3 separate regions of the Homo sapiens genome follow, and regions 1 and 3 are each linked to region 2. A link is a loop called in an ENCODE intact Hi-C map of the cell type or tissue named here. Cell type or tissue: Caco-2. All regions are shown on one strand.

The links. A loop is a pair of places that touch in the nucleus more often than their neighbours do. Peaks named below come from ENCODE experiments on the same cell type or tissue, not always from the same donor. Only the 100,000 strongest peaks of a DNase experiment are listed, where the experiment ranks them.
Region 1: it touches region 2 in a loop (2.6-fold over the local background); 15 of 110 quality-filtered maps call a loop at or near these places.
Region 3: a loop joins it to region 2, with 14 times the contacts of the local background. A loop is called at or near these places in 103 of 110 quality-filtered maps.

Annotation. Positions count from the first base shown.
Region 1 is chr3:4,882,837-4,890,836 of GRCh38, reverse strand. LOC124906209 (a long non-coding RNA gene) reads left to right here and starts at 3,218. Exons shown (of 5, transcript XR_007095795.1): 1 at 3,218-3,686; 2 at 5,049-5,114. In Caco-2, no CTCF peak of the experiment used is centred here; no DNase peak of the experiment used is centred here.
Region 2 is chr3:4,708,440-4,716,439 of GRCh38, reverse strand. ITPR1 (inositol 1,4,5-trisphosphate receptor type 1) reads right to left here. Exons shown (of 62, transcript NM_001378452.1): 38 at 5,967-6,115; 39 at 4,572-4,683. LOC124906210 (a long non-coding RNA gene) reads left to right here and starts at 6,088. Exons shown (of 3, transcript XR_007095797.1): 1 at 6,088-6,171. In Caco-2, a CTCF peak has its summit at 4,878 (motif pointing left); a DNase peak (open chromatin) is centred at 4,869.
Region 3 is chr3:5,053,931-5,061,930 of GRCh38, reverse strand. No RefSeq gene overlaps it. Among named protein-coding and RNA genes, the nearest start is that of ARL8B, 64 kb to the left of the region's middle. RefSeq lists an enhancer at 6,485-6,544. In Caco-2, CTCF peaks have their summits at 3,738 and 3,944 (motif pointing right); a DNase peak (open chromatin) is centred at 3,950.

The sequences.
Region 1 (8,000 bases), 170 kb before region 2:
TTCTCCATATTGGCTAGGCTGGTCTCAAACTCCTGACCTCAAATGATCTGCCCGCCTTGGCCTCCCAAAGTGCTGGAATTACAGGCGTGGGCCACCACACCCGGCCAGATTCCTTTATTTTAATCCTCACAGCAGCCCTATAAATTTAGTAGTACAATCATTTCAAATTGATAGATGAGGAAACGCAGGTTTAGGGAAATTAAATAACCCATTCATGGTCACATGGCAAAAGGCAGAGTCCGGATTTGAAAACAAGCACCTGACTTTGATGGTCATGCTTTTTACCACCGCCCTTATGAACATTCATGGTAAACGTAGATATTTTGAAATAAGGGTGAGGAAAGAGCTTAAAGTTGTTTTTATATATTAAATACTCTGTCCTATCGTTTTACATATTAATATATTTGGTTTAAAATGTATGTTTTACTTATACTGACAGAGCTCATGTCTATGAGACATATTGTAAACTCCATTCACAGGCATTTAATGCTTTTGCATTTAAGTGAGTGATGTACTCATATAGACATTGAAGTATAAGCAACCAATCAACTAGAATGTTTATTCTTCAGTGCTCCGAAGATTATTCTACTTGTGACTATAATTCTGTACTCAGTTTATAACATTCTTGCAGAGATGTCAGGATGTGTGTGTGCGTGTGTGTGTTTATTATGAATAATATGATTTCCTTGTGGCTGTGAATTTCATCCTCTCTGTGATTCCTGTGCCCTAACCATATTGCTAGGCAACACCAAGCAACACACATCCCACATTTTCCTAATTCCTTTTGATGTTTCACAAATGGACCTTTGCTTTTATCTGCAAGCAGAATAACACCAGTGGGTTTAGGATTTTGGCTTTTTAAATAATCAGGTGTCCGGTGAGATCAAAGCTAAGTGACCATAATTGTCAGAAACTGGCAGAAAAAAGGAAGAGCTGGCATGAAGCAAATGCACATATTTGTTTTAAGACTTTGGCTGATGATTCGTTAGTGAAGTCTAATGTGATTTCTACCATTCTGACTTTGTAGATGACATCAAGGACAGTGAGTAGGTTGGCTTCCTTCCAAGGACTTAAAGTCCTCCTAGGGCTTGGAGGGTAATTGCATATGAAATACTCTTTCTGATACTGGCAATGTTGCACACATATCATTTTCCAGATGAAAATCAGGTGCCCATCTCCTCTGTCAAAACAGAAACCAATATTTTCAGGTCAAGATCCAGAATCTGGCAGATGTAATGCACAGACATCACATCACAAGCTAAAGAGCATTTACAGTTGTCCTGCCTTCTATGTGTAGGGAAAGGTCAGAGAGAGGCCTCAGTGGGCATGGAGAATGCCAGAACTGGGCCTACAGTGGACAAGGGCTCAGCACTTCATCACCACAAAAAAAGATCATTTGGTTTTTCCCCATCCACTCAAGCCAAGCCACAGAGAACCACAGGAAGTAAGACTGACGAGTTTCCCCACTGCTAACTGACAGTATTTGAGAAGTTGTGCTGCCCAAGTTAGAAAGCCCCATGATGGCACTCTAAACTAACACTCAACCTGTGAAAGCAAATATGTTATAATACCTTACTTGCAGGCTTGGGGAAGAGAATATTTTTCCAGACGGGAGATGAAACGGAAATGGGGCCACTGGTAAGAAATGCACTTGTGGGAAAATATGATTGTATGAGTTATCTACGGCTGTGTGACAATCTCCTGCACCCCACCTCCCCCCAAAAAACCCTGTTATCAGTTTAAAACAATATTAAGCATTTACTACTTCACTCAGTTTCAATGGGCCAGAAATGGAGGAGTGATGCAGCTTGGTGGTTCTGTCTCAGGATCTCTTATGAGATTGCAGTCCAGATGTCAGCCCTGGCTGCAGTCAACTGAAGGCTTGCCTGGGACTGGAGGAGCCACTTTCAACAGGGTTTACTCACGTAACTGGCAAGTCAGTGCTGGTGATTGGCAGGAGGACTCAGTTGCTCACCATGTGGCCCCCGAGCATCCTCGTAACATGGCAGCTGGCTTCCCCAGAGCAGACAAGCCAAGAGAGAACAAGGCAGAAGCCACAATATCTTTGACAGCCTAGTGTTGGAAGCCACGCTCCATCATTCCCACAATATCCTATGGGTTCTACAGGTGAGCCCTACTCAGTGTGGGAGGAAACTACATAAAGGCATGAATACCAGGAAGGGAGAGTCGCCAAGGGCTCTTTTGAAGGCCAGCTGCAATAATGATGGAGACATTTCTGTGCATACGATACTGAGAAGCAATTCGTGTATTGGTTGGGTGATGGATGGCACTCTTGTCATGGGTCCCAATGCAAGCTGCAAGCCAGTGCCTGCATTGGAATCATCTGGGAGCACTTTTTAAAGCACTGGTTTCCCTGGACCCTTCCCTGGACATTCTGATTAAGTCAAGGATGATGCCCAGGTTTGGGAACTACTGGATTAGATGATCTCTAAGATCAAGTCCAACCTTAACAGTGTTCCTCAAACTTACCTGATCATAGGTATTACCCAGGGAATTTATTAAAAATACAGATTTTTTTAGGCCCCACTTCCAGCTTCATGAATCAGAACATCCAGGGATGGGTCTGAAAATCTGTGTATTTATTTATTTATTTACTTAAGAGACAGAGTCTTGCCAGGCTGGAGTACAGTGGCACCATCATACCTCACTGCAGCCTTGAATTCCTGGGCCCAGGCGATCCTCCCATCCTGTCTTCCTAAATAACTGGGATTACAGGCATGTGTCACCACACCTGGCTAATTTTTAAAATTTTGTTGTTGTTGAGATGGAATCTTGCTATGTTGCTCAAGCTGGTCTTGAATTCTTGGGCTCAAGTGATCCTCCCACTTTGGCCTCCCAAAGCACTGGGATTACAGGCATGAACCACTGTGCCCAGCCTGTGATTTTGTTTAATTTTTAAATTTTTTGACCAGGTCATACATTTAAAATGATGGGAAATTCCAAAAGGTATAAAAGAGTGTCATTATAAAGTCTCTATCCCAACTTTGTTCTCTCAGTATCCCAATTCACCTACCTGGAGGTGCTCAATGTTGTTGGTTTCTTGTGTATTCTTCCAGCAATATATGAATATATAAGATATATAAAGTAAATATATTTATTTTAAATGAGAGAGAGAGTGTGTTTGTGTGTGTATTTTTCTTTTTTTTTTTTTTTTAACTCAAGGCAAATCTAAAGGGTATGCAGTGAAAAACAAGTGTATTCCTGGTTCTGATCACCAGTTTTTTCCTTCAGATTCACTTTTACCAGTTTCCCGTGTGTCTCTTTAAGAGACAGGATGCTGTTAGTTTGTCAAGTGACTCAGGTGATTCTTATAATCTGGTGCTTGGGACACCCCAGTTCTGTAATGTAAGTTATAATAGAAGCTGAAACAGCTGGAAAACCTCACTTGGTTACACGAGTTGCATGAAATGCATTAGATTGTATCTGGATGTCTTAGTTACATTTGTTCGTGTAATCATTATTTACCAAATAATGATTATTTACCAGGCCAAGTCATTATTTGCCAGGCCAAGTCAACGATGAGCAATGGACCCAGCTCACGGGAGCTTGCAGTCTAACACAGGAAACAGCCACCTGCATCTGTAAAGGTGCGTGCAGGGCGCCGCAGAAGCTCCTTGGCATCAGAAGTGAGTGGAGGCTTCTGGAAGGAAGGGATTTCCACAGAGGTAAAAATGATGAGGAGGTGGGGCTCATTGGGCAAATGGAGAGGACGATATTCCTGGCAGAGAGAAAAGGACAAATACGAAGTTCCCAGGTTTTGATCTGGTACGCTGCTCTCAGGCAACCAAAAAGTAGAGCGTTTTGGTGTTTGTGCGCAGAAGAGGCTCAAGATAAAACGAGAGAGGTAAACTGAGGTCAAAATAAGATGGGGAAAAAACACGATGACTCTGAATGTCAGATATTAAGTTTGGGAATGATACGATCAGCACGGGGGAAGAATCGATGTGGGTGTAAAAAAAATGGACTAGAAGGGGGCTGGGCATGGTGGCTCATGCCTGTAGTTCCAGAACTCTGGAAGGCCAAGGTGGGAGGATCACTTGAGCTCAGGAGTTCAAAACCAGCCTGGGCAACATGGCAAGACCTCGTCTCTACTAAAAATACAAAAATTAGCCAGGCATTGTGGCGCACGCATGTAGTTCCAGCTACTCAGGAGGCGGGAGGATCGCTGGAGCCCTGGAGGCTGAGGCTGAAGTGACCAGTGTTTGCTGCACTGCACTCCAGGCTAGGCGACAGAGTGGGACCGTGTCTCAAAAAAAAAAAAATAAAAAAGACCAGAAAGGAGTGGTAACAACTTGGAGGTGGGAAGATAATTTAGGAAGTTGTTATCAAAATCCAAGAAAGAGACCAGAATGGGCTGCATTAGGTGGCCATTGTAGGGATGCACAAAACTGGAAACACTGACGTTATTAAAGAGGTAGATTCACCTGGACTTGGTGATTGATTGAAAAGGGCTGTAACTGGGACATTTCCAAATTTCCAGCATGGGCAACCACCTGTGTTTCAATAGGGAATACCTGTGGGAAAGTGCTTGGGGAGGAGGCACGAGGGAGGGTGAAGGGTAAGTCTAACATTCTGAGTTTGAGGAAGAGAGAATACGTGGGTAAATTAAAGTTTAGAGTCCAACAGAAAAATAAGAGCCTGTTTGTGACGGTCCATGGCAGGACAGGCATCTTCTAATTTCTCTTTAAACCTTATTTAGTTTGCATCTCTGCCCCCATCCCCACACTCTCTCGCCCACCATAAAGCAGGCTGGCACTGACAGTCCCTTCAACCTTCTCCACGGGTTGGAGTGGAAGGGGTGAACGAAGGTCCTGCCCTCCAAGCAGCTGCATTCACAAAATTCCGAAGCTGGCCAATAGTGTATTCCGTTCTGTAAAAAGATATGTTTTTTTTTTTCTGAGGCAGGGTCTCACTATATTGCCCAGGTTGCTCGAAAATAGTATTCCCAGGATGGTTATAAACAGTTTCATGTTTCCCAGAATCAAAACCCAGACTCTAAATTCACTTCCTTGATTGATTTATTCTAGGTACTGATGAGACCTCTTTAGTATGACACTGGCAACTGACGGCACTGCGGATATGTTTGGAATAAGGTAAGCCTGCAGCCACAGTTTTTATGCCTTTTGGAGTTTTGGCCAGAATGAACAGAGCTTAAGCAAATTAGATATTTGAAAATACCTTTGTTTTGTTCTGTGAGCAACCACCAGAGGCCTTTTAAATTGTGATGGTGACTAACAAAATAAGATCTTTGCTATTGTGCAGAGAAATCTGAAGAATTTTATCCATTCTTTCATTCTTGCTAAATGGTGCATTGTATGCTATCTGTGTGGTTTGGGTCTAGGACAGATTTCTCTCTGAACTTCACAGCATGGGTGGGAGAGAGTAATTTGGCCTTTCGTTTTCTCTGGCAGCCGGTGCCAGTCCATTTATATGGTATGTTCACAGGAGAGCTGACAAGTGTTGAGAGGTTTTATTTGATATGCGTTTTTTTTTTTTAAAGTAGAAAAAATTCCGTAAAAATAGGTGCTTGTTAGCTAGTTTTCCTAGTTAGTCTTCAGATCATAACCAAATGTTTCATTAAGGAGCTCCACCTCAAACAGACGAGCTACACTGAATTATCTGGGCTGTGTTTAATATTCACAGTGTAACCATTCATGGCAAGGGCAGTTTTTAATGATAGAAATGCAAACCCAACATTATTTTTCTGTGTAACTTGTAAAAGCCGTGCCTTCTAAAATGGAGCTGCTTATGCTAATTTGTTATAGTTAGTGAATTGCAGGCAGCTCTGTGAATTTACTTTTCTTGGCAGTTCTAGAATATCCTGCCATAACACATACTGAAAAACTGTTTGACGGGTTATGAAAATCTGGATGTACTAAAGGTACATCTTGTGCAAACCATAAAATAAATACATGATTACATTTTTAAAAATCTGTTATCAGGTTAAGGAAGTTGTCATTATAACAACCCAAGGAAAATTAAACAGTTTTGAATGGATGATACACTTTTTCCACTTGTACATACTGTAAATGCTTTTAGTATCCAACCCTCACACTATTTTGCTGGGCTTTATGAAAAGACTGCCTACTGGAGGTAAACTCTATTTCATATAGGTCATGTAGAACCTATCTTGGAAGTGGATAACACCTCATTGCAAAGGTTAATATTCTCAGTGAAGCATAAAAAATTGTCAGAATTATTTGACACAAAATATAATTTGAAATTTGTATTATTTTTAGTCAAGCCAGCAATGTTCTGTTACTTCAAGGATGTTGATTATGGGTCTGTCAATATTACTGTTGCCAGTGATGTGTGATTGCTTCATTCATGATAAATGAATTAAGTATGTAATTTGGTTCTATACTGTTTTAGCTGTATACCAAACCAACTCCTTTGAAACAGTCTCTAATCTCAAGGAGCTTGTAATTTTAATAGACGTTAAGATGTTAAGACAAAGGCAATTCATTTGTTCAACAAATATACTGCATACTGAGAATTTACTATGTACAAGACAATTCATTAGACTTCTTGGGGCATGGGGACTGTAACTACGGTGAATAGGAGAGATTTGGTTCCTATCCTTGAAGCTACCAGAAGACAAACATGAAAGAACAAATGATACAATTACTTAATAATTATGTGAAGTGTTCCAAAATACATCTACAGGGTGGGCTGAGGATGTATAATGAGTGAAGTGAAAGAGCAAACTTTTTAAAAGGGAACTCCTGAAGGTTAAATTGTGTTTGCGATTAACTGGAATAAAACCTTAATCGTGTCAAAGAAAAAAAGAGTTCTTGTTAAATACAAAGTAAAAGATCTCTAAAAGAAATATGGTGGTGTTTGGTGAGAATCTTATACAGTCAGGAAAATATCCTTGCATGCACTGAAGACATCTTACCACTTGAAGGAATGATTTTTCATCCTAGGATAAAAGTAGGATTTTATATTCCACTTTAAGAGGAAAAATAGATAAGAAATGCAGATGGCCAATTAACTTCTTTAGTAGAACTTCATGTACGTGATAAAGAATGAAACTTTAACAAAAAAAACTTTAACACGTTTATATGCTCATAAAAACTTCAAATTGATTAAAATTCTTCAGTGACAAGGTTAGGGTCCTTGATCAGTGAATGTTCTCACAGATTTCTAAGCAACATAGAAGGGTTATATTTGAAGTAGAAGTATAAAGAAGAATTATACAAAGAAAGCCAAAATTGAGTAAGAAGTGTCAAGAATATGATTAATTTTTGTAACCTACTCTTTCAATAATGAATTTCAACCAAACCTAATTAATCTTACATTTCTAGCACAACATATAATTTTAAAGAATGTGTCATTAAAGAGATACATAATCAGAAGTAAAGTAAATATCATCTAGGCTTAGATTAGGGAAAAATATTGGTTTTGATTTAATTTTTGAACAGGTAATATGCATATTATTGAAAATTTAAAAATTGTTTCACAACCCTGACCCCATCTACCTAGTTCCCAACCACCCTAGACACACACAGACAGCTGCACACCTGACGTTCTTTTCTTTTTTCTTTTTCTGTTCTTGAGGTAGGGTCTCACTCCATTGCCCAGGCTGGAGTGCAGCAGCACCATCACGGCTCACTGCAGCCTCAACCTCCCAGGCTCAAGTGATCCTTCCACCTCAGCCTACTGAGTAGTTGGAACTACAGGTGCACACCACCATGCCCAGCTAATTTTTATTTTAATTTTTTAAGGGATGGGGTGTTATTGTGTTGCCTAGGCTGGTCTCAAATTCCTGGGCTCAAACCATCCTCCCCCGGTTGGCCTCTCAAAGTGCTGGGATTATAGGTATGAGCCACCACACCTGGTCCTGATGTTATTATGTGTATATGTAAACATAGTTTGTTTAGCACATACCAACAAATCTTTTTTCCTAGGTAGTATTGGGTTGATACAAATCAGTGTAGTTTTTCTTGTCTCTTTTTACGCAAAAGGTAGCATACTGC
Region 2 (8,000 bases):
ATTAATTCCTGGCCTCTGAATTTCTTTCCAAAGCTCTTTGAGTAATAACTTAAGTCAACAGCAGTTTAATAATAAAAACCCACAGTAAACAAAACCAGTTATTAATAATACATAAAATAATTATGTTTCCTTCTCAAGCAGGGTCTAGGGGCTTGAAGATTTTCTGAGTTAGAGAGTGATTCAGATTAAATTTTAGAGCTATTTAGCTGTGGGAGGTTATTTTCTTTTCAACACAGACATGGTTTAAACTGTAGATTAAAAGCAGAGATTAGTAGGCATTGCACACAGAGTGTTTATAAAGTCCTGATATAATTTTAAAGTTTATTAACTTTGAATACACAGGACCAAAAGACACTATAAGCATCATGCAAAAATGTATTTCATCATTATTTTGGTGATAATTTTAATATTTATTTTATATTTAACGATCTGAGAAGTATATGCATTGGTGGTCCTTTGCATTTTAGAGACATAAGAATTAAAGATTTTTTTTATTCCTAAGTGGTCATGATTAAAATCTCTGGCCATCTTCTTCAGTCAGCCCCTACCTTTCATCATATGTGATAATTTGTTGTCGTTGTTGTTTTGAGATGGAGTCTTGCTCTGTCACCCAGGCTGGAGTGCAGTGGTGCAATCTTGGCTCACTACAACCTCCACCTCCTGGGTTCAAGTAATTCTCCTGCCTCAGCCTCCCAAATAGCTGGGATTATAGGAGTGTGGCACCACGTCAGGCTAATTTTTGTATTTTTAGTAGAGACGGGGTTTCTCCATGTTGGCCAGGCTGGTCTCGAACTCCTGACCTCAGGTGATCCACCCGCCTCGGCCTCCCAAAGTGCTGGGATTACAGGCATGAGCCACCATATCCGGCCATGATAGTTCTTGAACAGGCACTTCTTGGGGGCACTGGACCCAGACAAGTGAACCAACCACTTGCTACTCACTAGTCTGATTCCTCTGTGTGGGAACTGACCAAAACTACAGGTTTTGGATGACCTTGGGACAATCACACTTTGTAAATGCACTTGGCGTCTATTGGAGAGTGTTCTCAACTGTGTGAAAAATCAGCAATGAGCTGAAGACTAGATGTTTAAGTTTTGATACATTTAGTGCTCTCAGGGCTAATGCCCACTATTGTTTACATAATCGTGTAACATAAAGGAAACTTACAGGTTCAACCTGTAGGTGGACCTCAAAACACTCAAATGGTGTCCATCTGTTCACTGATAATGCAGTGGTGAAGAGCTAGGACTCTAGGATCGGACTGTCTGGGTTTGAAAGCCAGGTTGCCTTGTAATTAACTATGTAACCCCGGGCAAATTCTGTAGCTCTCAGAGCCTATGTTTTCTCTTCCTTGCGTATAAAATAGTTAATGACAATAGTGGTATCTATCTCTGAGGCTGAACTGAGATAAGGCAGATGTGTTTAGTATAGTGGCTAGCACATGACAAGAGGTCGATCAATGTTATCATTGTAACTTATAATCTAGGAAACTAGTGAATATCCATGACTTTTAAAAAGTGTAGGTCAGTCTTACAGTGATTCTATCATGTTTTAGTCTATTTGGTAATATGGGTGACAGTTCTTCATGGCCTTTCTTCCCCAAGGCAGGGAGACCCAAACAGGCACGCCAAAGTTTTTGAACAGGATAATAAAGAATGATGTCAACTTTCTTTTTCATCTGTGACCTTGACTAAGTACTAAAGTTGAATGAAAAAGTAAAGATGGGTAAAGGTACCTACGTCTCGTCATCTTTAAGGATTATCGCTTAGAAAAAAGGCAAGAAAACCCAGCCCACACATGGTGGACACCACCTCAGGAGAGGCTGGAGAGGACACCTCACAGGGATTTGGGAAACCCAGACGGTAGTCTTGATCTCATCTAGACTTCACACGTGACCTCGGGCAGTCTCTCAGCTCTTAGCCCCAGCCTCCTCGTAGGCACAGGGAGAGTTGGAAGAAGCCATGCCAGGGCCCCTCCAGATCCGATTCTTTGGCGGTGAAGGCTCAGGAGAGGGCAGAGAAGCAGAACAATTCTGGACATCACCAGGGAAGTGTCAGTCATGGGACAAGCTCCATAAGAGGCCACTCATCAGAAAACAGGGATGGGAGGAGGGAAACGGCCTCCACACTCACCGTGGTGTCGTCCTCAGCACCCAGGCCAAAGAACACCTCATTTATTATATTGACTCAAGCCAACTGGTTTGCTTGAGAAAGCTTAGTTCTTTGGCTCCGGGTTATTTCTGCCCTTGAAAAAGTCGGCCTGCCCTGTGCGTCATGCTTCTTTAGTCAAACGGGGCAGCCAGTAAACCATCAAAAAGCATCTTCAAAAAGCCTTAGTGAGACAGACAAAGTGAATACCAGCTACCAGGTCAGGAGACAGAAATACTTTAGTGTCCCTTGTTCTCCTTCTCTCTCTTTTGAAGCTCAATTAATAGGAATGGCTAAGTAGCATTTCCTGGCAGTCAAGCATTGGGCCAGAAGCACGACAAGTCTTGCAGGTTTGGAGTGGCTAACATGGGTTTCTAGAGCATCTTCCTTGCTTTCATGGCATTTTCCTTGCTGGCCTATAGTTTGTTCACATTCATGGATGGGAATGACAGCCCTAACCAGACTGGAAAGAAAGGCCATCTCTTCTCCAAGCCTCTCTGCTTAGGTGTGACTGATTTCTTCACCAGCTGAAAAGGATTTAAGCTAGACCCCAGGAACCTCTACAAAACTGTGATATAATTTACTCTTTCCAAGTGATCTCCTTTGAGGGTCCTCTCAACCCTATGCCCTTTCTTTCTCCATGAGCTTTATAACATGCATTACGACATTTCTCATGCGGCATCCCCTGGGGTCTGGGATGCTCTCCCAGTTGGCACTAATGGGTAGGGGCAGGGAGCAGGGCAGCACACCTTCCACATAGCCTCAAAGACCCTGACATACTTGTCCGCCAGGCAATAGAGACTCAGGAAACTCCAGGACAATGCTTCTACGTTCCAGGTTATAAAAAGACAACTGCAGGGAACTGCATGTATAATCACAACTTGTAAGTCACTAGAATAGAGGCACCGAAGTTTACTTTAAATACCTCGGTTATGGAAAGAAATAGATATTCCAAATAAGAGAAAATTGTGGTCTCCAGATTTGAAAAATCAGGTTTTATGCCCATGGATGCAAAAATATTCACTCAGCTTTGGTGGATTTAACCTTTTTTATGGAGAGCAAGTTTCTGTAACTAGATTCATATTTTATAAATGTTTCTGAAAACTCACTTTAAGAGAAATGAAGATCTTGTGAAATAAATGGTTAATATTTATTTGTCTGGTAAGTGTATTCTCTGCCATCAGCCTTCCCCCGTACCCCCCACCTTTTTTCTTTTCTTGTTTTTAAGAGATCTACTAGGTGCCTATACAGGTATGAACAGGCCATCCCAGCACTTCTCACCTTGCCAGGGGTCTTCACTTCCATCATTTATATTTATAAACTCTTGTCTGGCAGGTTTTCTCTGCAAAATTCCTACTGAGTTACAGAAACCTATGTTCTAATTAGTTTCTAAAAAATGTAATGGACATTTCTAGTCATGGAACTCTTGTTGCTTACAGATTATGCCCCGTGGTATAAACTAAGAAACTGCAAAATCCGTTTTCTGTTTTCTTATCCAAGGAGTCTCACTAGTAACATTGCTCTAATATTAATGACAGATAGGTTAGAAAGCAACATTCCTGCAGACATTTATACTTGTGACAATCTGGTTGCCACCATCGATTTTGACAAGGCAGGCTGATTTAATTATCAAGGCTTCTTCCTAGAGCTGAAAAATGACTTACTGGGTATTTTGATAAGTCAGTGATATCAGCATATTCACCTACTCAGAAATTGTTGCTAAATGTAGCTAGCTGACCGTTACTGAACATTATTACCTTCAAATGAAAATGAGTGAGATTTCAATTCACGCCCATCATTTGTTGCTGGGGGCTGAAAGGAAAGGGAATGACATTGTTTCTGTCCTGCTCTACCCAACATCAGAGGTGTAAGGAATGGATCTGGTATATCCTTGTTCACTGCATATACTAAGAACAATCAGGTCACGGGACTGTCCATTTCCCAATCTCCCTCAGAAGTGGTGACGTGTATGCCTGCCTTAATTGCAGTTAGAAGTGGAGGGCGTTTCTTGATGCACTGAAAGGATTGCGCAACAGCTCATCTGAACGAGGCAAGTAAACCCACAGGTATGCTTGGCTGAAACCTAAAAATCAGAAACGCATACTTTGATACAAAAGAGGCATTTGCTCCTCACTGGGAATTTAAATAGATGGAAAATCTTGTTATTACCACTTCTCTGACATTAGATTATGTGGCAATCAGCCTATAAGAGACGACTAAGTATATTTGACTTTTAAAAAAGACAGTCATATGATTTAGCTCCCTTTAACGGCAGGATAAACAGCTTTTTCTTTCTTTCTTTCTTTCTTTTAAAAAAAGCTAGCCCCTCAGTCAGTAATGCCTGAGCTAAGGTGGGTTTTGAAAGGTCCCTCCCTTCAGTTTCATAGTAAAACCTGGTTTGACCATGAAAATAAAATGCAGTACCTTTTCTCCATAGCCTCTATCTTTGGTCATCATTTCCCTCAGGGTCTGTAGGACCTTAATGCAGAGCTTCTCTTCATTTTCTTCTAGCAGCTGTTTTGTATGCTTTATTAACCTGAATGGGGGGAAAACCACGGATTACTTCCTTGAAGCTAATTTTAAATTAAAAAGACTTCACAAGCAATTTATTTTAACTAGTCCGTTAATGAACAAATATTTATTAAGAGCTCTCAGGTTAAAGATACTTCAGGGCATTCCCTGCACTGAGAACAGCCAGTTAGCAACTGTGTCTCAATAGTGACACCTGCTGGTAAATCACAGCAAACAGGCTCACTGGGCAGGAGTCAGCCACATACAATGGAGAGATTATATGGAGAGGAGAACCGAGACAGAGGTCCACTCAGACCTGCTCGTTTATAAAGCGTGGCTATTTATCCACTGAGAATTGCCAGTAAAATGGGTCAAATATGCCAACACTGTAAAACAAAAACAACTCATGAGGATGATGGTTGAGGCCAATACACACAGTTCCCTTATGCACAAGCTTGTCCTTAGAGGGGCCCAGAAAAGTAAGAAACTCACATGCAGAGTCCAGCCCCAAGCTAAACAAACAACTAATCTTAGGGTAAAAATCTCTTTTTTTTTTTTTTTTTTTTTTTTTGAGACAAGGTCTCGTTCTGCCACCCAGGCTGGAGTGCAGTAGCGCGATCTTGGCTCACTGTAGCCTCTGCTTCCTGGGTTCAAGTGATTCCCCTGCCTCAGCCACAGAGTAGCTGGGATTACAGGAGCCCGCCACCATGCCCAGCTAATTTTTGTATTTTTAGTCAAGATAGGGTTTCACCATGTTGGCCAGGCTGGTCTTGAACCCCTGACCTCAGGTGATTCACCAGCCCCGGCCTCCCAAAGTGCTGGGATTACAGGCATGAGCCACCGTGTCCGGCCTTGGGGCAAAAATCTAATGGAGATTTCTAACCATGGGTCTGCTTGTTGCTTACAGATTACGCACAAGGCATAAACTAAGAAATTACAAAATTATTAGGAAAAGATGGTGAGGTCACGATAGATCTGAGATTTCTGAGGGCTGAGGGATCATGGCTTTTTTATGTCTGTACCACAGCACACGGTGGGTGCACTGTAATGAATGAATGAATGGGCATGCAGTGAAAATAAGAACTTCTCACCAAAAAACAAAGCAAAACAAAACAAAACAAAAAAGTGTCAGTAAGCAGGATTTAATAGACAAACTTACTTTGGGGAGGTCAGAACAGGACTTTAGCACATGACCTTGCATTCATCAAAGTTAAAAAACAGGACAACGTCTCCTTCTTCGGGAACAAAAGCTTTGTGAGGTCATCAAGGTTCTGGCAAATGAACACCCCAGAGAGAGAGGCCGCTTACTTGCAAATGAAACCGCCACTTTCACATTTCCTTCTGGCGTCTGTGTTCTCTGGGAAAAGCAGCTCGGGTCTGTGGAGAACATCCACGAGCACAGATAACTCTGCCTGCACCAGGGGCCTGAGACGGTCCTCCAGCGCGGAGACGATGTCCTAAAACGGAAACACAGCCTCAGTCAACGGCTCAGGCAGACGCTGACCACAGGAGGGTGAGGACATTGATTTCTGCCCTAAAACACTGATGCACGGGTAGGCTAGGTTAGAGTAACTTTAGTACCGTCTGGCATCTCAAATTATTAGACATTGCCCAATGGTTACCTGAAACATTAGCCTCTGATGCAGAAAACAAAGTGAAAACAAGTCAACTTTCCCACCACCCCTTCTTTCAAGGTGGCCCTTATGCTACTCAAGGTACCACTGCATGTAGCTTAAAATATGACGCAAAAAATCAATTTAACAACATGGAAAGATGTCTATGACATGGGCATAACAAAGGTCAAACAATAATAATCCTATTTTTATAAACATCATCAATATCTAGCTAAAGGATAAACATCAAATATTAAAACATTACTACTGGTTTTCTCTGGGTGGTGGGATTACAGGTGATTCTGATTTTCTTCTATATAGAAATACTTGTCAGTGTTGTTTATTTTCAATGAGCATGAATTATTCACATAATAAAGTCATACAAACATGAGGACACCAATGAATGAACATGCTGTATCAACATGCTAAATACATGTACCCTGATAGCATGATGGTCTTCAAATGCAAAACACATAGCTGTAGGAAAGGAAAACAGAGAGAAGTTGAAAGAGCAGCAAAACCAACACAACAAACACCATTTGAAGGCAAATGATAGAAAACAGATGAGAAATTATCTTCAAAAGATGCTAAAGCCTGCTCCATGGTTTGGTGACTCAGAACCTGCCTACAGGCATGTTGGCTAAGACAGGGGCCAAACACAGCACGTTGGATAATACAGGAAGGCCTGGTTACCCAAGGACATTTGCATGGGAAAAGCTGCTTAAATTGGGACCCAGTTGGGATTGACAAAGAATTAACTAATCTTTCATCCAGAAACTAATGACATGAAGATAATTTAATCTTAGATTTAACACAATTTGGGTGATGAATGTAATCACTCAGTAAGGTTTAAGATGCATAAAGATACATGAATCAATCAAATAATTTTGAGTGGGGCAATTTTCCCAACAAGACTGTAAGACGGTACTTTGCAACATCCCTTAGTTCATACTGACTTTCACAGCACAGTCAAAAAAGGGTCATTTCTGCAAAATTCTGAGGCTCTTATCAGTTCCCCCCATAGCATCCCTTTTGGAAGCACCCAGTCAATATTCTCTTCAATAGTTATTGATCCTGACTCTGGCAAATCTTTGTCTACGGTATTTACACAGGATTAAAGTTGTTCTTATCATGTTCATGTATTTCATGAAATCCTGCATCTTTTGCACAGTTTGAACTTTACATTGCAATTGATTTGCATTGTACTGTCAAATGTATAGCATTCAGCAATCAAGGAGACATCAACAAAGATGGCAAAGCAATGGGCGGGGAAAGATGCTAGCATTAAGTGAGAAGGATGTCTAGATGGGGATTAATTATAGAAGTGGTCTGTTTGCGAGTGAATTTCTTATATTACAACTTTTGCTGCACTAGGCAATCTCATCAACCACAAAAACTCAGACAGTAAATAACTGGATAATGCAAATCCTTTACGTCACTGGCCAAGTCCTTAGAACAGTACTGCCCACCTACGCGTTTCATTTAACTTCCCAAGAATATGCATAATAAATCTAAGAAGAGCACAAGAAACCAGCATGTTTGATTGCAGATAGTTTGTTTCATTTGAGCAGGCGAGAAAATACTGTATGCTCATGGAGTGAGGAGTCTACAACATCCCTCCCGCCTTTCTAAAAGCATAGTGGGATCAGGAAGCACTCCATCAGGAATCAAGAACTGGTTCTCTTTGTTATTTAAGAACTGGTTGTGTTATGATAAAGGCTGAAATTCT
Region 3 (8,000 bases), 350 kb before region 2:
TGAACAGACATCCTCCATTAGACAAAGCACTTGCAAAAGGCTCCCTTCTGGGCTACTGGCTGACCTAGAGGCCACTGCTTTTGAGACAAGTTCTCATCCCTGGTCTAACCAGCTGGAGCCCCAGCTGCAGGGTCCTGTGGCAGCCCCTGCAAAAGGGACAACTCTGAAGGGATTGTGGGTATGGCGAGCATTCCCAGAGGAGTCATAAACTCCTCTAAAAGTCCTGTTTCACCAGGCTCAGTGGCTCACACCTGTAATCCCAGCACTTTGGGAGGCCAAGGCGGGTGGATCATGAGGTCAAGAGTTTGAGACCAGCCTGGCCAACATGGTGAAACCCTGTCTCTACTGAAAATACAAAATTAGCCAGGAGTGGTGGTGCGTGCCCATAATCCCAGCTACTTGGTAGGCTGAGGCAAGAGAATCGCTTGAACCCAGGAGGCTGAGGTTGCAGTGAGCCAAGATCATGCCACTGCACTGCAGCCTGGATGACAGGATGAGACTCCATCTCAAGAAAAAAGAAAAAAAAAATCCTATTCCATCTCTCATTGCCTCATAGTTGCCTGGTATGTGGCCATTCTCGCACTGGGCTGCCTGGAAGATCTCTTGAGTTTGCTGGTTCATCCATGCTCAATTTTCAGTAGGGACATTGTCACAGGTGGGGTTCCTGGGAGGCAGCTTCTGTGAAGACTTGCAGCAGGATGCTTATTGGGCAGTGCTCTTGAGGACAATGCTTGTGGAAGAGACAGGACAGGAGGAGTAGACACATGGAGAAGTTGGCCTGTCAGGCAGTCTCAACAGAGATCTCAGCCAACTGCATAGGCAGCTCTGAAGCTGCGCTGGCCCTTCCAAATTGTTTCAAGTCAGGCCAGGCACGGTGACTCATGCCTGTAATCCCAGCACTTTGGGAGGCTGAGGCGGGTGGATCACTTGAGGTCACAAGTTCAAGACCAGCCTGGACAACATGGTGAAACCCCATCCCTATTAAAAATACAAAAATTAGCCAGGCGTGGTGGTGGGCACCTGTAATCCCAGCTACTCCAGAGGCTGAGGCAGGAGAGTCACTTGAACCATGAAGGCAGAGGTTGTAGTGAGCTGAGATCACACCAGTGCACTCCAGCCTAGGCAACAGAGTGAGGCTCCATCTCAAAAAAAAAAATTGTTTTGAGTCAGAATGAGAGGGTCAGTCATTAAGTCACCACATCTGCCAGTCACTGGATGTGGGCTGCCCTGGAAAGAAGCACAACCCTGGGCGAGGCAGTTTTTCTTTAGCTAATGCAATTCCCAAAGTGGGCTGGCAGCAGAGGGTTGTCTTCCGGCATAATTCCCAGCACCTGGGGGATTGTCCTTCTTTCCCAAAGGGGGATATCAGCAGTGTCTCACGGAGCCCACAGTATCACTAGATCCACTTAGCAAGAATCACAATGGCATTTCTGAGAACGTTGGTGGCCAGAGAGTTAGCAGAATTGAGTTCTAGTTATGGCTTTCCGTAAATCAAACAAGCATAAAAAAACATGTGGTTGGTGACTTGGGTCTACACTGCTGGTCTCCCCAGCCTTAGCTCATATTCCCTCTCCCTCACTCAACCTACTCCATCAACACAGGTTTCCATTCTGTTATTTCAACCCTCCAAGTTCACATATACCCTGGGGCCTTCGCACTGTCAATCGGAATTATCTTATTTGTGTGTTTGATGAGAACATATATTGCGTGAGCATGGAAACTGTGTATTCACTCATATATCTTCACGATCTGGAAGATGACATAAAAAATACTTGCAGAAAAATGAATGTCTGAGTACCAGGCAGGCTGGATGTGCGAGTATTCTAGGGCTGCCACAGCAAAGTGCCATGGACTGGGCGGCTTAACAGAACGTACTTCTCACAGTTTCAGGGTTGGTTTTTTTCTGAGGTCTCTCTCCTTGGCTTGCAGATAACTAGCTGTCTTTTCCTTGTCGTCACATGGTCTTCCTTCTGTATCTGTGGCTGAATTTCCTCTTACTGTAAGGACACAGCTCATATTGAAATAACGCTGATTAATCATAATGACCTCATTTTAACTTAATTACCACCATAAAGACCCTATCTCCAAATATATTCTGAGGTACTGGGAGTTAGAACTTTGACATATGAACTGGCGGTGTCGGGGGGGGGACACAATGCAATCTATAACAGTGGGGGGACACAAAAAGTCTATGTCATGGACTTTTTCTTTCAGGAGCATAGCTATACTGCACTAAAGAACTAAACACTAGACACTATTTTTTTTTTTTTTGAGTCCTCATGACATACCAGGCACTGTGCTTGGTTCTTTACAGGCATTTTCTTATTTTGCTTCATAACAATCTGTTGAGGTGGGTAGCATTATGTCCATTTTACAGAGGCTCAGAGATGTTAAGTCACTTGCTCTAGGTCACACAGTGGATAGGTGGAGATGTTAGAACTTGAAACCAGCCGGGTGCAACGGCTCACGCCTGTCATCCTAGCACTTTGGGAGGCTGAGGCGGGTGGATCATCTGAGGTCAGGAGTTCGAGACCAGCCTGGCCAACATGGTGAAACCCCACCTCTACTAAAAACACAGAAATTAGCCAGGAGTGGTGGCAGGCGCCTGTAATCCCAGCTACTCGGGAGGCTGAGGCAGGAGAATTGCTTGAACCTGGGAGGTGGAGGTTGCAGTGAGCTGAGATCTTGCCACTGCACTCCAGCCTGGGCAACAGAGCGAGATTCCATCTCAAAAACAAACAAACAAAAAAGACAGAAAATAAAAAACTTGAAACCAGATCTCCTCACTCTAAATCCACACAGTTAACCATTTCCAGAGAGTGTCTCTTGTCCATCTTCACAGCTTCCTAATCCCATAATTTGAAATGCTAATATCCTGCGTTGACAGAGCCATAATTAGTTTAATTACACGATATTTTGTGATGTGCTCTCTAAGTCACCTGTAGCCCTCTCCAAGGAGAAGGGAACCATCTGGGAAAATAACAGAAGCCCAGATGTTCTCAGCATTCAGGATAGAAAGGCATGAACAAACATTTTTCTCTGTTCCCAATACTGTCAAAGCTAATGCTATGGTCTCCTCCCTGAAACTTAAGCCACAATCAGAACTTACTTCATTCTCTGTTTTATTAGCTTGGAATTGGCCCAAGATAAGGTTAGCCAATCAAAGAGTCTGAGAAAACTGCAACCAATTGCCCTGAAAAATATGCTAAGCCTGAACAGATTTATTCAACTTTGCTTAGTGGGTGGCTTCTCAGGATGAAGGCCAAGATTTATCATCTGGTTGGCTTTGCCTTTGATTATTCATTGACTGGGATGACTTTCTTCCCATAAGCTGATACAGTCTCCCATCTCAGAGAGAGGGGGAAAATACAAAACACCACATTGTCTGATTCATTCCAAACAGAATGTTTCTAAGACAGCCAGACCTGTGCTACTAATGCATATTCCCTGTTTTCCCTTTTGAATTCACAGCAGTAGATTAATGAAAAATTTAGTGATGGGTGGAGGGGTGCAGGCAGAATGTTCTACTGATTCCACTGGGTGTCTATTCAAACACATATTTCATTTGCTTTTGCTTTTTTCAGACAGGGTCTCATCCTGTCACCCAGCCTGGATTGCAGTGGTGCCATTACGGCTCACTGCAGCCTCTGCCTCCTGGGCTCAAGCGATCCTCCCACTTCAGCCTCCCAAGTAGCTAGGACTACAGGAGCACACCACCACACCTGGCTATTTTTTTTTTTATCATTACTTTTTGTAGAGAAGGGGGTCTCACCATGTTGCCCAGGCTGATCTAGAACTACTGGGCTCAAGTGATTCCCCCTGCCTCGGCCTCCCAAAGTTCTGGGATTACAGGCATGAGCCACACAGTGCCCCGCCCAGTTCATACTTTTGACAAACTAGAAACTTCTTTCTGCCCTGAAGGGTGTGTTAGAAAATGCGAAGAAATGACCAGCAGGTGGTGTGCATGCCCCGTATCTCATAGACATGTACTCAAGGCTCTGCTAAGAGCTGCTTGCAGACACCAAAAACTTGTTTTGTTGCAAGACGTAGACTATGTGTAATATAGACTGGTGCATTCTTTCTCTCCCTTTCCTTTCTTTAAGTTCTTTTTCTCATCGCTCAAAAACCTTTGCAATAAAGGTGTTTAAAAACTGGAAAATACAGCCACCATCCAATGTCTGCTCCCACGGCTTTAAATATACCTATATGTTGATTACTTTGAAATATATTAATACACCTCCAGACTAAACTCATCCCTGGAACTACAACTGCCTACTTGACACCCCACTTAAGTGTCAAATATGCTTTTCAGAAGGAATTTAACCAAAAAGGAACTCTCACTTCCCTGACCCCTCTGCCTGCCAAATTTGTTCTTTGCCATCTTCCGTATTTCTATAAATAGGATTACCCTCCACATAGTTTCTCAGGCATGAATCCTAGGTGTGACGCTTTAGTGATCCCATTGTAACACAGACACACACACACACATGCGCGCACACACACGCATGCATCACTCCATCAGCAAATCCTATTGGTTCTACCTCCACAAGACATCTTAAATCCACTTATTTCTCCCCATCTCCACAGCACCTCCGTCATCCAAGCTGCCATCCTCTCCTGCCTGGACACTGGCAATGCCTCTGATTTGGTCTCCATGCTTCCACATGGATTGCCAAGCAAGCTTTGATGGGATCGTCCTGTATTTTCGTGTATAAATTCCAGCACCAAAAAAAATATGGCTTCAAGTTCTTTTTTTGTTTGTTTGTTTGTTTTTTAGACAAAGTCTCGCTCTGTCGCCCAGGCTGGAGTGCAGTGGCGACAGTAGTGCTTGATGTTTGTGTTTATATTGAAAAAAGAGTTAGGATCTAGGTTCAAAAAATAAGTTTTTTACCTGCACAAATGTCTGCAAAAAAGAGTAATTTCATTTCCTTAAAACTCTGGTTTTTAGTCTGGCCACAGTCCCTATTTCTTTTTTTTTCTTTCTTTTTTTTTTTTTTTTTTTTTTTTTTTTGAGACAGAGTCTCACTCTGTTGCCCAGGCTGGAGAGCAGTGGTGCGATCTCAGCTCACTGCAACCTCTGCCTCCTGGGTTCAAGCAATTCTCCTGCCTCAGCTGGGAATATAGGCATGCGCCACCACGCCCAGCTAATTTTTATATTTTTAGTAGAGACGGAGTTTCACCATGTTGGCTAGGCTGGTCTCGAACTCCTGACCTTCAGTGATCCACCCGTCTCTGCCTCCCAAACTGTTGGCATTATAGGCATGAGCCACTGCACCCAGCCAATTTCTTAAGAGAAATGTTTTTGTAGCATTGCCTTTGCTACCCTGAATTGAACCTGATAGATAGTAAAATCTACTGATACACATAATATCTAAAAATAAATATAAAGTCCTGGCTGTCATATGAAGGAGAAATAAATGAAAATAACTTATAGTACAACAACATGTATTTCAGTATGAAAATCTTCAAGCATGACTCTGACCGTACAGGAAGATGGTGAAGTAGTCAGATGTTTGCCATCTACTTTAAATAAGTGCATCTGAATTTCAGAGTAGTGAGACAATATTCAAAAAATACTGCTGACCCTTTTACTTTAAATCTGCTATTTCAAAATAATGGTCAGTTAGGCATACCTAAAGTCTCCATGAATGAAATAGCTGTAAGTGACGACTGGTACAATTGCATGGCACTATCGGCTCAGATTCCAAGGGTGGTGCTGCTGTCAATGACATCATTTTCCAAAATGGCAAACAAGTCATGGTGAAGTCCGAGGGCCTTCCTTCTATTTCCACAGTAGCAGCATTCCTGGGAAGTTTGGTGTTTGTGTTTATATGAAAAAAAAAAGAGTTAGGATCTAGGTTCAGAGAATGAAAAATGTTTTTTACTTGCACAATGTCTGGTAGGACATTACAAATCTTGGGGGATACAAGTCCGTTTTTGCCCCATAAGCCAGTTTCTCACTGGCCCTCAAAGCAAATAGGACATCAGACTTCCCCATCTCCACCGCCACACCCCTACAATCCTGTGACAACCAAAAGTACCCTCACAAGTAAACATCCCCTAAGGATGGTACCACCCTCTTTGAGAAACACTTCCTTGAAGTCATAAGTTGTAGGAGAACTTCAGGTCTTTCAATAGTTCCTTGGGTTACCACAATCCCTACCACATACCCTATCACTCAGCTTGGAATCAAAGGGTTAGCAGCAGGCGAGTGGAGTGGACTGTGAAGACTTGCAGATACCTCCAGGAAAGAAAAAAACAACTGCCCCTTTGAGCTATAGGCTGAGCCTCAGGCACCCGGTGAAACTCCAGCTCCAAAGAGCACACAGTGCTAAGGAAATAGGTTGTAAAAGGAAGAAACTAGGCAAAGAGATGAGTGGGACGGAGAGGCCCTGCAGGACACAACAGGGTATGTAAGAACAGGAAGGTGAGCTGTAGCCACAGAAGAGGAAGGGGTATAGAGCAGGGTTCCACTCCCAAGACAAGGCCCCAGTTATAGAAGAATCACAGTCTCAGGATACTTCCAGAAATTCACAGACAAAGAGATGGGTGGAGGAGACAGTGAGCACTCGTTAAGAACTTAAGTTTTGGGACAAGGCATGGTGGCTCATGCCCTATAGTTCCAGCACTTTGAAAGGCCAAGGTGGGAGGATTGCTTGAGCCCAGGAGTTTGAGACTAGCCTGAGCAACATGGCAAGACCCTGTCTCTATAAAAAATAAAATAAAACATATTTTAAAATTTTATAAAGAACTTGGGCTATGGGATCAGATGGGATCAGAGAGGTTCAAATTCTAGCTCCACCACTGACGAGAAGTGTGACCTTGGTTGGGCCCATTGTACTTTTTTTGAGGCAAAGTCTTTCTCTGTCACCCAGGCTGGATTGCAGTGGTGCAATCTCAGCTCACTGTAGCCTCCACCTTCCAGGTTCACTAGATTCTCCTGCCTCAGCCTCCTGAGTAGCTGGGATTATAGGCGCCCACCACCACGCCTGACTAATTTTTTTTTCTATTTTTAGTAGAGACAGGGTTTCACCATGTTGGCCAGGCTGGTCTCAAACTCCTGACCTCAAGTGATCTGCCCACCTTGGCCTTCCAAAGTGCTGGGATTATGGGCATAAGCCACTGTGCCCAGCCAGGCCCGTTGTTTAACCTCTCTTTGACTCAGCTTCCTCATCTATAAAATGGGCACAAATAACAGCCCATATTGAGTACAGTTGTTGCGAAATTTTAGTGAGATCACAGGGAAAGTGCTTAGCATGGGTGACCTGTAAGCCGCTCAGGGGCAGGGTCCTCTCCAGCTTTGCTCACCTTTGTACCCGTAAGTACTTGACACCAAGTCACACAATCAACTTTAGTTGAATGAACTGATGAAGAAGGGACCTATGGCAAGTAGCCGTTCTCACTACTATGAACGAAAACAAGAGGGGGAGCCTGTTACTGGAGCTGAGGTAGGAAGAGGGGACTTGGTTTTTTTACTGGGACACAAGATCACAGGCAGTGCTAGTTGCAAGAAGAGGAAGTCAGATCACCAGAGTAACTGAACCAAGGCTTCTGAAATCTCTGAGCAAGGAAGCACTGGGATCAGCACGTGGGAGTGCAGCTGAGCCCCTGGGAGAAAGCCACGCAGCCCCAGCAATGGTTAGAAGAGACCAAAGGAGACAGAGTGCTCCCGGGCACCAGAAATCCCTGGGAGGAGGGCTCAGGAGCACTCCCATGGGAGCACTCCATTGACATGAAAACCTGCGGCCCCATGACAGGTAGGGCAGGCCTGCTTCCTCCCCTCTAAGAATTGGACAAATAAGAATTAAAGAGAAGCAGGATGGGTGCCATGGCTCACACCTGTAATCCCAGCACTTTGGGAGGCTGAGGTGGGTGGATTACTTGAGGTCAGGAGTTCGAGACCAGCCTGACCAACTTGATGAAACCCCGTCTCTACTAAAAATACAAAAATCAGCTGGGCGTCGTGGCACACGCCTGTAATTCCAGCTACACGGGCAGAG